Regions from separate parts of the Homo sapiens genome. Here region 1 is linked to region 2. A link is a contact called in ENCODE Hi-C or POLR2A ChIA-PET data. All regions are on one chromosome and are shown on one strand. Each heading gives the region's core, a stretch centred on a gene start or an enhancer-like site at or near the end of the contact. The rest is flanking DNA. Distances are from core to core; before and after follow the strand shown.

Region 1 (6,628 bases), core at 3,976-6,475, 4.3 Mb after region 2:
TTTTTGTATTTTTAGTACTACGTTGGTCACGTTGGTCTCGAACTCCTGACCTCGTGATCTGCCCACCTCAGCCTCCCAAAGTGCTGGGATCACAGGCTTGAGCCACCGCGCCCGGCCCTAAGTTCACTTTTTAAAGTATACAATTTAGTGGGTTTTCGTATATCCACAAAGCCATGCAACCATTATCATTATATACTTCCAGACATTTTCTTTTTTCTTTCCCTTTTTGAGATGGAGTTTCACTCTTGTTGTCCAGACTGGAGTGTAATGGCACTATCTTGGCTCACAGCAGCCTCCGCCTCCCGGATTCAAGCTATTCTCCTGCCTCAGCCTCCCAAGTAACTGGGATTACAGGCGTGCGCCACCACGCCTGACTAATTTTTTTGTGTTTTTAGTAGAGACGGGGTTTCACCATGTTGGCCAGGCTAGTCTTGACCTCCTGACCTAAGGCGATCCACCAGCCTCGGTCTCCGAAAGTGCTGGGATTACAGGCACAAGCCCCTGTGCCCATCCTACTTCCAGACATTTTTATCACCCCAGAAAGAAACCCTGCGCCCCTTGGTAGTGACTTCCCATTCCTACTCCTCACCCCCATGTCCCAGCCCCTTGCAGCCACTAATCTACTAATATTTTCTGCCTCTGTGGATTTGCCTGTTCTTGGTGTTTCTTTTTTTTTTTTTTTTTTTTTTTTTTTTGAGACAGAGTCTCGCTCTGTCGCCCAGGCTGCAGTGCCTCTCGAGTAGCTGGAATTACAGGCATGAGCCACTGACAGTGAGCTTATCCTTTTTCCATCTGTAACAATTTCCAAATGTACACCTCCATTTCAGATCTCCTGACTTTTAGGGTCATACCAATTATGAAATAGACGCAATTGCTTGGTGTCCCAACAGGCACTTCCAGCTCAACAAGTGCAAAATTATTTGCATCTATTAGTATTTCCATCCTCCCCCCAAATAAACTTCCTTTTATCCGTTCTCCTTATGCTCATCACTAGCCCTAGGACTGACCTAGGTGTTCAGTCCTGGAACTAGGAGTCCTTATCTGGCTACACCCAATCAGTCACCAATCTGTTAGATTCTACTTTATGTTTTGCAACTCATGGTTTCCTGCACCCTAGGGCGGCAGGAACTATGTATAATGCAGCTGATCAGTTGGTAGCCCCTAGTGTAATATGCACATTAATCTCCGTTTCATGTACTAGAAACAAGGTTGAGAACCGTGACACATTTTATGACCATCGCAGGCTTCCTAAAGATCCAAAATCCATTGTTGCTTCCCTGCTTAAGAGCTCCCGGCAACCTGCAGAAAAACTAAATTCTTCCCCATTCATGTTTTCAGCAGTAGAAGCTCTAGAATTTCTACACTTGAGGAGCTATGGGGTAAGAAAGAAGATCTGGAGGATTTGCGAGGCTTGTCCAAAGCAATTCCCAGCTAGTACACTGTTTTTTCCTTATATTTGTCTTTACTTTATGAGGCTAGGGGATGGCTGTTGGACAATATGGGAGAAACAAAGCCCTCAACCCTCACCACCTTTGGTGTGGCCACTGCTATCCACTATAACTCCTAATATACTCTGCATTCTTTAGGCTGTGGCCACACTGAATTGCTTACTTTCCAGAATGCATCTCACTCTTCCTCCTGTAATCACTCCATCTCCTGTTTGATCTGAAAGCTTCTTAATCCCATCTCTATTTCAGGCAAGATTTGAAGTCCCCCTCATACCATAGACAAAAATTGGCTCAAAATAAATCAAAGACCTAAATGTAAGAGCTAACACATAAAACTTAGAAGCAAACATTATGGGTAAATATTTGTATCCTGGATTAGGCAATGCTTTATTGCATATGACACCAAAAGTGCAAACAACAACAACAACAAAAATGAATAAACTGGACTTTATAAAAATTAAAAACTTTTGTGCTTCAAAGGACACTATCAAGAAAGTGAAAAGACAACCAATCCGCTGAATAAGAGAGACTATTTACAAATTATAGATCTGATTAGGGACTTGTATCTAGAATATATAAAAGAACTCTTGCCACTCAACAATAAAAAGAAAAATTGCCCAATTTAAAAGTGTTTAGCTGGGTGTGGGGCTCAACGCCTGTAATTCCAGCACTCTGGGAAGCCAAGGCGAGAGGATCACTTGAGTCCAGGCATTTGAGACCAACCTGGGCAACATGGCAAGGCCCTGTCTCTACAAAAAAATACAAAAATTATCTGGGCATGGTGGTTTGCACCTGTGGTCCCAGCTACCTGGGAGGCTGAGGTGGAGGATTGCTTGAGCCCAGGAAGGTTGCAGTGAGCCATGATAGGGCCACTGCATTCCAGCCTGGATGACAGAGTGGCACCCTGTCTCAAAAAGATACACAAATGGCGGGGTGCGGTGGCTCACGCCTGTAATCCCACCACTTTGGGAGGCCAAGGAGGGCGGATCACCTGAGGTCGGGAGTTTGAGACCAGCCTGACCAACATGGAGAAACCCCCACTCTACTAAAAATACAAAATTAGCCGGGCTTGGTGGTGCATGCCTGTAATCCCAGCTACTAGGGAGGCTGAGGCTGGAGAATCTCTTGAACCCGGGAGGCGGAGGTTGCGGTGAGCCAAGATCACGCCACTGCACTCCAGCCTGAGCAACAAGAGCGAAACACCGTCTCAAACAAACAAACAAAAAAAGATAGACAATAATAGGTGTTGGTGAGGCTGTGGAGAAAATTGGAGCCCTCATACAATTGCCAGTGGAAATGTAAAATAGTGTAGCTGCTTTGGAAAACAGTTTGACAGTTCCTCAAAAAGTTAAACTCTGAGTTACCATATGGCTCAACTACTTCATTCTTAGGAGGATTGAAAACACATGTTCCCACAAAAACTTGTTCATAGAGGTACTCATGGATATTTATAATAGCAGAAGTGAAAACAACCCAAATGTTCATCAACTGATAAATGGATAAACAAAATATGGTATGTCCATACAAAGGGATATTATTTAGCCTTGAAAGAATTTCCGGGCACGGTGGCTCACGCCTGTAATCCCAGCACTTTGGGAGGCCAAGGCAGGTGAACACTTGAGGCCAGGAGTTCAAGACCAGCCTGGCCAACATGGTGAAACCCATCTCTACTAAAAATACAAAAAATCAGTCAGGCGTGGTGGCATGCGCCTGTAATCCCAGCTACTCGGGAGGCTGAGGCAGGAGAATCGCTTGAACAGAGGAGACAGAGGTTGCAGTGAGCCGAGATGGCACCATTGCACTCCATCCCGAGTGACAGAGTGAGACTGTCTCAAAAAAACAAAAACAAATAATTCAACTTCCTCGCATGGACCTTGTACTGAAACAGGGATTTCCAAACCTTTCTTTGTAGCCACTGTGCACCAGCCCCATCAGAGCTCTGTCTCTCTCCTGTGTCCCTCTCTTATGATGCCAGGCTTCTCGCCATTTGCTCACTCAGCTCACCGTCCTGCCTGTGCTCTGCCTTCATCCTGCTGTTCATTCATGCAGCAAATATTAACTGAGCAGCTGCCCTGAGCCACGTGCTGTTACTAGGCCCCTGATGATACGGCAGCAACCAAAACAACATCACTATCTCAAAATGTTTACATTCTAGTGAAGGAGACAGATACATACAAATAATTAAACAGACATACTTGAGAGAGATACATGCTATAAAGAAAATACAAGCTGAGTTAAGGAGATGAGTGGTATTATTTTAAACAAGGCTGTCAGGGACGTCATCTCTGGAGGTGATGCTTGAGCAGAGACTGGAATAAAGTGCTCAAGTACTGGTTGAATTAGACGCGACTGGAACAGAACGAGAAGCTAAATCATGTATATCCTTAGACACCAAAGTCTGGTTTTCTCTCTGTGTAACATGGGATCAGTAGAGTGAGTAGAGGAAGGACATGATCTGAGTTAGATTTTTTTTTTTTTTTTTGAGACGGAGTCTCGCTCTGTCGCCCAGGCTGGAGTGCAGTGGCACAATCTCGGCTCACCACAACCTCCGCCTCCTGGGTTCAAGCAATTCTCCTGCCTCAGCCTCCCAAGTAGCTGAGACTATAGGCGCGCGCCACCACGCCTGGCTAATTTTTTTATATTTTTAGTAGAGACGGGGTTTCACCATGTTGGCCAGGCTGGTCTCGAACTCCTGACCGGTGATGCGCCCGCCTCGGGCCCCCAAAGTACTGGGAGTACAGGCGTGAGCCACTGCGCCCAGCCCTGAGTTAGATTTTAAGAAGATCTCTCTGGCTGCTGTATTGAGAATAAAGTACTGGGGGCAAGAGTTGACACAGAGGCAACTTTTAGAAGGCTACTGCAATAATTCAGCCCGAGTAATCGTGGCTTGTGGGAGAAGTGTAGGAATGGAGATGAGAAGTCAGATTTAGGATATATTGTGTATACATAACGGAGAGGTGTAGTCAGAACAGATGTGGAAGCAAGACAGGGCAAGGCTGACTCACGGCTTTTAGTCTGAGCAGCTGAGTAAAAATGGTACCGTTTACATCAAATAGGGAACGGTGGTGAAGGAGCAGGTTAGAGGGGAAACAGGGAGCATGGCTTTGGACCCTTAACGTTTGAGATTCGACAGAAACCCTGGTTCACGGAATTGATCCAAGCTACATACTGATAATTGGGATTAGTGAGTTACAATGGCGTTGCAAGCCATGAAACTGGTTCAGACCGGCTGAATGAGCGGGACAGGAAGGGGCTGAAACACTTGAGTCCTTGTGAGAGCCCCAGCTCCAGGGGCAGCCTCGGGGGAAGCTCCCCGGGCGATGACTGCGGTAATGGAGCCGTAGGAGCTCCACGAGGTGCAGGTTCAGCGTCTTAGAAGGATGAGCAGCGGCTCGCCACAGCTCGGAGGCGGGTGGGCAGCGCTCCAGGCCGAGGGCCCCGCGTCGGCAAAGACACAGGACCCACGACAAGGCGGCCACGGCCTGAGTCAAAAGGAAGGCCGCGCGCCTCCTCTCCAGCCCGCAGCAAGCGGGTGCCACGAGGCACTCAGCCGGTCCCCGAAGTTCCTCTCACGCGGCCCCAAGACCACCACCGTAGTCCAGGCCAACAAGCGCTGCCGGGACTCCCGAGGCCACGAATGAGCCGGGAGCCACCAGTAGCCGGCCAAGTCTCGCGAGAGCGCGGCCTCGCCCTCCCAGCATGCCCCGCGCCGCCGCCGCTGCCGCCGCCGCCGCCGCCGCCGCGCCGCGGCTTGAGGGCGGGAGGCTGGGGGAGGGTAGCGGAGCCGGCGCCGCCGCCATGTTGGGTCTGAAGCGGCTGCTGTAGGCGCCGACGGAGCGAGCGGGCGTGCGGAGCGGGCGACAGTGGCGTGGGATCTGCCTCTCTGCGAGCAGCTGGGAGCGGCGGCGGCGGCGCCATGAGCGGGGGCACCCCTTACATCGGCAGCAAGATCAGCCTCATCTCCAAGGCGGAGATCCGCTACGAGGGCATCCTCTACACCATCGACACCGAAAACTCCACCGTAGCCCTTGCCAAAGGTACGCGGGACCGGGCCTCAGGGTGGGGGCCGAGCCGGGCGCCGCTCGGGGCTGCTCCCCGCTCCGGCCCGCGGCCTCCTCGTTCCCTCCCCTCCCTCCGTCGAGCTCCGGGAGGCCTCTCGCCTCCCTTCTCCGGGCCCCGGCGTCGCGGGCCGGACCGCGGCCTCCCCGCGGCTCCCTGGTTTCCGCCCCCCGGAATGTCCGCGCCTGAAGCCCGGGGAACTACGGGACTGAGTGCGCGGCGGGCGGCCCTGAAGTCCGAGAACGGGCCGGAGAACACGGAGAAACGCGTCTTCCAACTCCGAAATTCGGGGCTTCTGCCGTCTTAGCACAAAACAAAGCCGGAGTATTCAAAGAATTTTTCCGCCCAGCTTGAGTTCATCGCGGATGCGTTGACTACACAGCACCCATTTTCTCACTTTGTTCATTTCAATTCGTGGCGATCTTCCTCTGGTGAACTCTTGAGTAATGTGCTAAAACTTTGGGTTTGCTCTGCGACGCAGACATTCTCGAAATGCCATCGATGCCGTGGAGCAGATCCCATCTCCCTCGGCTCATCCTCTGTTGGTATTTACCTGTTAAACCGGAATCCTCAAAGCCTGTTGTGCAACCACCTCATTAGGGCGCGTGGTAAAAATGCTTGCTGCTGCCCCGACGCCCCTGTTTCTGGAAACGGGTTCAAGCTTGATCCAGGATCCTTCTTGACCAGGCAAGCTTGACCTTTGATCCAGGCTCAGTGGGCGTTGACTGATCCCTCTGGAGGCTCTCTGGGAAAGGGAATTCGGCCGAGAAGGAAGGTGCCCCTACCCACAGTGTTAATATTTGGCATCCCTAGAGTCTGTGTGGGTTTTGTTTCCGTTCACACGTGCAGGGCCTTTGCTCCGCCAGGAAACCAGAAAGAAAATAAACTTTAGCTCCTGAATCTTAAAGGAAATCTCACAACAGTGTAAAATACTTTGAGGGAAGCTAGATAACCTAGGTGATTTTCCCAGCACTTCTGGTAGAGGTGGGAACTGCATAGCATGGTTAGGGACCCTGTGGATAGGTTAGGTCCAAGGATAAAGAAGAAGATTTTCGAAATCTGTAAAATTTTAAAAATCGTTAACAGATAGGGGAGTGGTTTCACGGGATCAAGTATTTAAT
Region 2 (5,822 bases), core at 3,086-5,585:
CATTTCGGGAATCGCGCGGTCTGAGTTCCAGCAGCAACCTCTCTCCTCCTGTACGCTCGCACTCGCCCCTTCTGGCGTGCTGCTGGGGAGCGGCCGTGGCCCCTCCGAGTGTGTTCAGGGAAGTGTCTGGGATGCCTGAGCCTTTTGAGTGGGAGAGAAAGACCCAGAGGGGAGAGAGTGTGAAAATTCATCCCCCACTCAAGATTAGCCATGTTGTCATCCATAAGACAGCTGGCCCAGGGAAGGGGTTGCAGCGTTGGAGAAAGGTCTCAGGTAAGGTGGTCAGCAGAGGTGGGGGATGAGGGGCGGCTGCGCTAAGGGCCAGCCAGTGCATGCCAAGTGCAGGCGGCAGAGTGGGAGATGAAGCTCTAGAAGTTTCTGATTTTTTGCTTTTTTTTCCCCAATCAGATGCATCAGAAGGACTGATTTTCTTGCCCAGGCTCATCCTGAACTCCTGGCTCAAGCAATTCTGTCACCTTGGCCTCCCAAAATGCTGCGTTTACAGGCGTGTGCTCCTGATTTTTTTGAATCCCCCAAACCTTGACCAGCCACAGAATTCTCTCCACTCATATTTGCTGAGAACCTCTGGGGATATCCAGGCCCTAGGGATATGGTTATGGATGAGACAGACCCAGAGAGCACAGGCTCAGGGAACACACAGCCAAGGCCATCTGTGAGCTGGGTGGCCACAGACTCACTGCTCAGGAATGCCAGAGCAGGAGGCCAAGGGAGAGGCCAGAGACAGGGACCTGCAGCTGGCGACATTGCGGGAGCCACTTACCCGCAGGTAGGTTTCACCTTTGATGAGCCATCTGACCTGGAGCCACCAAGGCTCATCCAGAAATGGTGGCTAAAGTCTTTGCTCTACTAGAGGGTCAGATGAGATAAGATGTTCAGCTGCAAGGAAAAGACAACTCAAAGTGCCAGGAGAAAACAAGGAATTCATGGATTCGTATGAATGTATGGATTCAAACGAATGGCCCAGGGGCCTATCTAGCCTCAGGCATGGCTGGATCAGGGTGTTTACATTGCTGTCCTCAGGAATCCTTGCCTCAGCTCTGAAAGCTGACTGTGCCGACTTTGTTCTCCACGTGGCATTTGCCAGTAGAGAACAGTGTCTCCAGGCAGATATTCCTCCCAGCAAGTACCTCCTACCCAGACTCTCCAGCAAAAGTCCTGGGGATGCTTCTCATTGGTCCAGCTTGGGTCACATGCCCATCCCTTCTCTAATCACTGTGGCCAGAGGAATGCAGTGCTGTGATTAGCCAGGCATGTGTCAGGTGTCAGTCTCTGGGGCAGAGTTGGAATAGGTCCATCTGAACTACCTGGCTCTGCAGAAAAGGGGAAGGGATGCTGGGTTGGCAAAAGCAGCAAGTACAGAAACAATAAAGACTCTCCCAAAGCATGGGTGACTGCAGAGATGGGAGCATGCTCTGGAACAGCTGCAAAAATCCTGCTTCCCACAGCAGGATTCTTCTTGCTGCAGTTGTGTGGCCACTGTCATTCATCCCCTCAGCGTCTCTAATTCCAGCGTGCTGGCCTCTGTGCCAGGCCCGGGATATGGGGAAGGTTCCGCATGACCGTGTGGGGAAGCCTGCCTGCCACCTGGCCTCAGGGGTGGGAGCAGCCCCCTGGGGACTTTTCGCAGTTGAGGTCTGCCTCACCCCTAAGGCCCCTAGTTTCCCTCTCTGGTGTCTCTTAGATCTCCCTGTGTTTGGATTTCCATTTTCCTCTTCCTTAAACCAACACCGTAAGGTCCAACCTTCAGGACCCTGACCCTGGAGAGAAAAAAACAGAGACCAGGAAGGTCTTCACTAGCCAAAGCCCCAGGTCTGGGCTTCTCATGCACAAAGCCTCTGTCTGCCACCCACAAACCCATTCGGGGTAGAGTTGCCCTCTTGTAGTGGAATAAAGGACAAGTGTGGCCAAACTTGTTTGGCTCTTGGTCCTGGGCCGGGGGTGGAGGGGAGAAAACAGGCATTATCAGAGAAGGGCATGCTGAGGCTGGCCAGGGGGTATGTGAACTGGGAGGGGGCCAGCTGGGGAGCTCAGCTTCCAGGCCCCCACCCAGGCCTATGTCGCTGCTCTGATGTGTCTCAGTGAGTGCACCGGGCAAGACGCTGTTTGAAGGAGCTTCCGTGGAAACATCCATAAAACTAACCTTGAGGGAAGAACTGCCGCCCTGGCTTTACTCCTGTTTAGTCATTTCATTTTCTCACAATCCTATGGGGTGGGAATGATCACTGGCCCCATTTTAGAGAAGAGGAAACTGAGAAACAGGGAGGTCCTGCAACTTGCCCAAGGTCCCGCAACTTGCGCAAGGTCCCACATGGGGCCTGGCTTCAGGGCCTGTGACAAGACACTGCATGAGAAGCCCGGGGCTGGTTGATAGGACTTCTCATTAACCAGCTCATAGGACTCCCAAAATCCAACTGAGGGTTGGGGCCCAGTCATCAGCTTTTGGGGTTTCTGGCCCTGGGGTGGCCCTGGCCACATAGGCCTGCATAGGGCATGCGTTGCCCCGCTGAAGCTCGGCAGCTTAGCTCTTCTGCCGGGACAAGCGCTTCCTAGGAATTCTGAGCACTTCTGCCCCCTCCCAGGGGCCCCTCCCAGGCCTCCTCCGCCGCCAGTCCGGGCTGACAGCTTGGCTGGCCCCAGGCTGGGGCCGACTCTGAATGCGGCGCCTCCTGGTCACGCGGCATGGGCAGAGGAGGAGGAGGAAAAGGGAGAGGAAGAGGAGGAGGGGAGAGGAGGGAGGCCGGCCTGGGTAGAAGTCAGCTCCAGCTCCTGGAAGGAGCCCACGCGTGCTCTAGACGCCTTCCCTGCACGGGGCTCTGCCCATCCCCCACCTCTGGGAGGAGACAGGGTGGCCCCGGAGGAGGGGGCGGCAGTCCGGTGAGCAGCGACTTGGGGCCCGAGGCCCCGGCCAGTTCCATTCTCACCACGCCCGGCGGAAGCTATCGCCACGATTTGGGGAGGGCCGCCTCTGAGCCTCCTCTGGAGGCGGCACCTCTGCTACTCCATTGCACAAACGGGGAAACCAGCCCCGCCGAGCGTACCAGGCCAGGCCGGCCCTGAGGGGCAGGGGCAGGACGCCAGGAGCTGACCCCCAGCGTCCCCGACTGCCAGTGCCCCTGTCATGCAGGCCGAGGCCAAAGCACGAAGGGGCCTCGCTGCAAAAGGTCGGACCTGCGTTGCACCGGTTTCCAGCCAAGTGCTTTGGGCAAGTTTCTTAACCGCCTTGGCCTCCACTTTCCCCTTCTGTGAAATAGGATGGTGCCCACCTGACAGGGTTATCATGTTCCCTTGGGCAGGGCCTGGCAGGCTGAGCCAACGTCAGTGTTTGCGTGGCTAGTTTGGTTTTATTTTTTACGTATTGTTTTGGAGACAAGGTCTCTGTCACCCAGGCTGCAGTGCAGTGGTGCGATCAGCGCTCACTGCAGCTTCGAACTCCCAAGCTCAAGCGATCCTCCCACCTCAGCCTCCCAAGTAGCTGGGATTACAGGTGGGCACCATCACACCCAGCAACATTTTTTATTATTTTTTGTACCAATGAGATCTCCTGTGTTGCTCAGGCTGGTCTGGAACCCCTGGCCAACAGCGATCCTCCTGCCTTGGCCTCCCACAGCGCTGGCCTATTAACGTTTTAACAGAATGAACTGAGGCTCAGCTGGGCCAACGCGGACCCCGGCCTGCGCCCACGCCTCACCGGCTCCCCAGGGCCTGGGACCGGCACAGCCCGGGCTCAAGGGCTGGGACTGCCGCCCCGCCCTAGAGCTCAGGCTGCGCTCCACGTGCGCCGTGTTTACCCACGTGATGCGCTGCCCCGCCCCGCCCCGCCCCGCGTCTCCCCGCCCCGCGTCTCCCGCGCCGCGCGTCTGCAGCCTGGCCAAGGCGGATGCTGGGGGTTGGGGGCCCGAGCGCGGCCTCACGTCGCCCGGACGCCCCCCGCCCCACCCGGGAGACTGGAGCGAGCCACGGCCTCCCTGGGCGGGCTTGGCCCAGCCACTCCGCTGTGTCCGCGCTGCCAGGGCGCGGGAGCACTTCCGGGCGCGCGCCGCGGGAGGGGCAGGGCCGAAGAGGTGGGGGCGGGGCCGAAGAGTTAGGGGCGGGGCCGGAGAGGTAGGGGCGGGGCCGGAGAGGTAGGGGCGGGGCCGGAGAGGTAGGGGCGGGGCCGCCCCTTGCGGGGGGGTTCTGAGCGGCCCGCACCGCAAAAGGCGGTGTCAGGGCGGTGAGGGGCGGGGCCTGGCAATGCACAGGGGCTCTTAGGGGCCCGCACTGCGGGAGGGGCAGGGCCAGGGCGGTTGGTGGACTGGGCCTGGCTGTACGTAGGTGCTCTGAGAAGCCCCCGGCGAGAGGGGCGGGGCCAGAGCAACAGTGGGCGGGGACAGGCTGTGCGTCGGAGCTCCGCGGGGCCTGCGGCGGGGTGGGTGGGGCCAGGGCGGCGGTGGGCGGGCCGTGCTGTGCGTAGGGGCGCTGAGAGGCCCGCAATGTGAGAGGGGCGGGGCCGGAACAGCGGTGGACGGGGTCTGTAGTTCAACTGTGCCGTGGCGTCTTCTTCGCGGCGAGATCTGAGTGCCTCGCAGCAGCCGAAGGCGGGTTTGCAGGTTGCGTTGCGCTGGCCCTGCCCTCGGCAGGCAGAACGGGATAGAGCGCGGACAGGCGCCGTCACTCCCAGATTCCTCTGCGTCCATGGCAGAGCCACTCCTCCTTGGTACTCCTTCCTTGACCCACCGGGGCCCCCTTCCTGCTGTCTCTGCCCCTCTAGCTGCTGCCTCCAGGGGCTTAGGTCTCGGCCCCTTTGGCTTCTGGGCTGCCCCTGGCAGATCTCGTCCATCCTAGGTTTTAACGCCTACCTGCATGCGGATGATCCTGATAGTTCTAACAGTAGCTAAACTGTTTTCCACGTGCTTTCTGAACATTGATGCTGTTTGGACCCCTGACAGCCACATTTTTACGCCCCCGCGCAGCCCGCTGCTCTGAGCTCCGTATTCCCCGCCGGCCGGGTGTTCCACGGCCCTTCTGAGTCAACGTGTGTGCAGTGAAGTCCTTCTTCCTTCTCGTTTCACCCTGGGTCTCCTCCTCAGGGAGTGGCATCACGGTCTGCTCAGTGGCAGGCAAGCCCCAGATAGCGCTTCCGTCTTGACTCCTCACTCTCCTCCCTCTGATCTGTCCCAGAATCCCATCAGTTCTTCCTCCACCCCACCCGACCCACAATTCTCTGCTACACTTGTCTCCACGGCCCTGGTCTGAAACACATGATGCTTCACCTGGACTCGTAGGCGACCGATCTTTCTGCCTCTTGGCTTACTACTCTTAAGTCTCGCCTTCACGGGCAGTCGCAGGGATCTTTCTCAAGATCTAATTTCTAATGATTGCATTTTTCTTCTTTAAGCAGTAGGCTGAAAGCCAAAGCTCTCCATCTTTTTACAACTCAAAAAAAAAAAAACAAGGGTGCCCTCTGTCTGGCCTTGCCACTGTTCAACCTGGTACTTGCAAGTCTTGTCCAGTGCAATGGGATGAGAAAAGTGAGTGATAGAAGGATCGGAAGCAAAATGAAAGCACTGTTATTGTCAAGTGATGATCATCGACATAGAAAACAAGAATCAACAGAAAAATTAACCTAATGAGAGAGTTGCACAAAGGTAGTTTAAGGTCAGAATAGGGCCAGGTGTGGAGGCTCACGCCTGTAATCCCAACACTGTGGGAGGCTGAGGCAGGAGGATTGCATGAGGCCAGGAGTTCAAGACCAGCCTGGGCAACATAGTGAGACCCTCTTCTTTTTTTTTTTTCTTTTTTTTGAGACGGAGTCTTGCTCTGTC

What was found. A loop is a pair of places that touch in the nucleus more often than their neighbours do. ChIA-PET counts read pairs that join two places held with the same protein, here RNA polymerase II (POLR2A). Pooled maps may share reads with other maps.
Region 1: a map of naive thymus-derived CD4-positive, alpha-beta T cell shows a loop between it and region 2 (19-fold over the local background). The contact joins the promoter of LSM14A here to the enhancer-like site in region 2. A Hi-C loop is called at or near these places in 1 of 168 maps with a recorded cell type or tissue (naive thymus-derived CD4-positive, alpha-beta T cell), 1 of 37 single-sample maps with no recorded cell type and 8 of 50 pooled maps. POLR2A ChIA-PET finds 5 or more read pairs at or near these places in 1 of 52 experiments (activated CD4-positive, alpha-beta T cell).

The regions. Positions count from the first base shown.
Region 1 is chr19:34,167,279-34,173,906 of GRCh38, forward strand. LSM14A (LSM14A mRNA processing body assembly factor) reads left to right here and starts at 5,226. Exons shown (of 10, transcript NM_015578.4): 1 at 5,226-5,485. The coding sequence starts at 5,365.
Region 2 is chr19:29,840,661-29,846,482 of GRCh38, forward strand. No RefSeq gene overlaps it. Among named protein-coding and RNA genes, the nearest start is that of CCNE1, 32 kb to the left of the region's middle. RefSeq lists silencers at 3,550-3,709, 3,740-4,509. Within about 2 kb of position 4,336, at least 32 of the 41 ENCODE cell types and tissues checked have a DNase peak (open chromatin) inside an H3K27ac peak, as active enhancers do.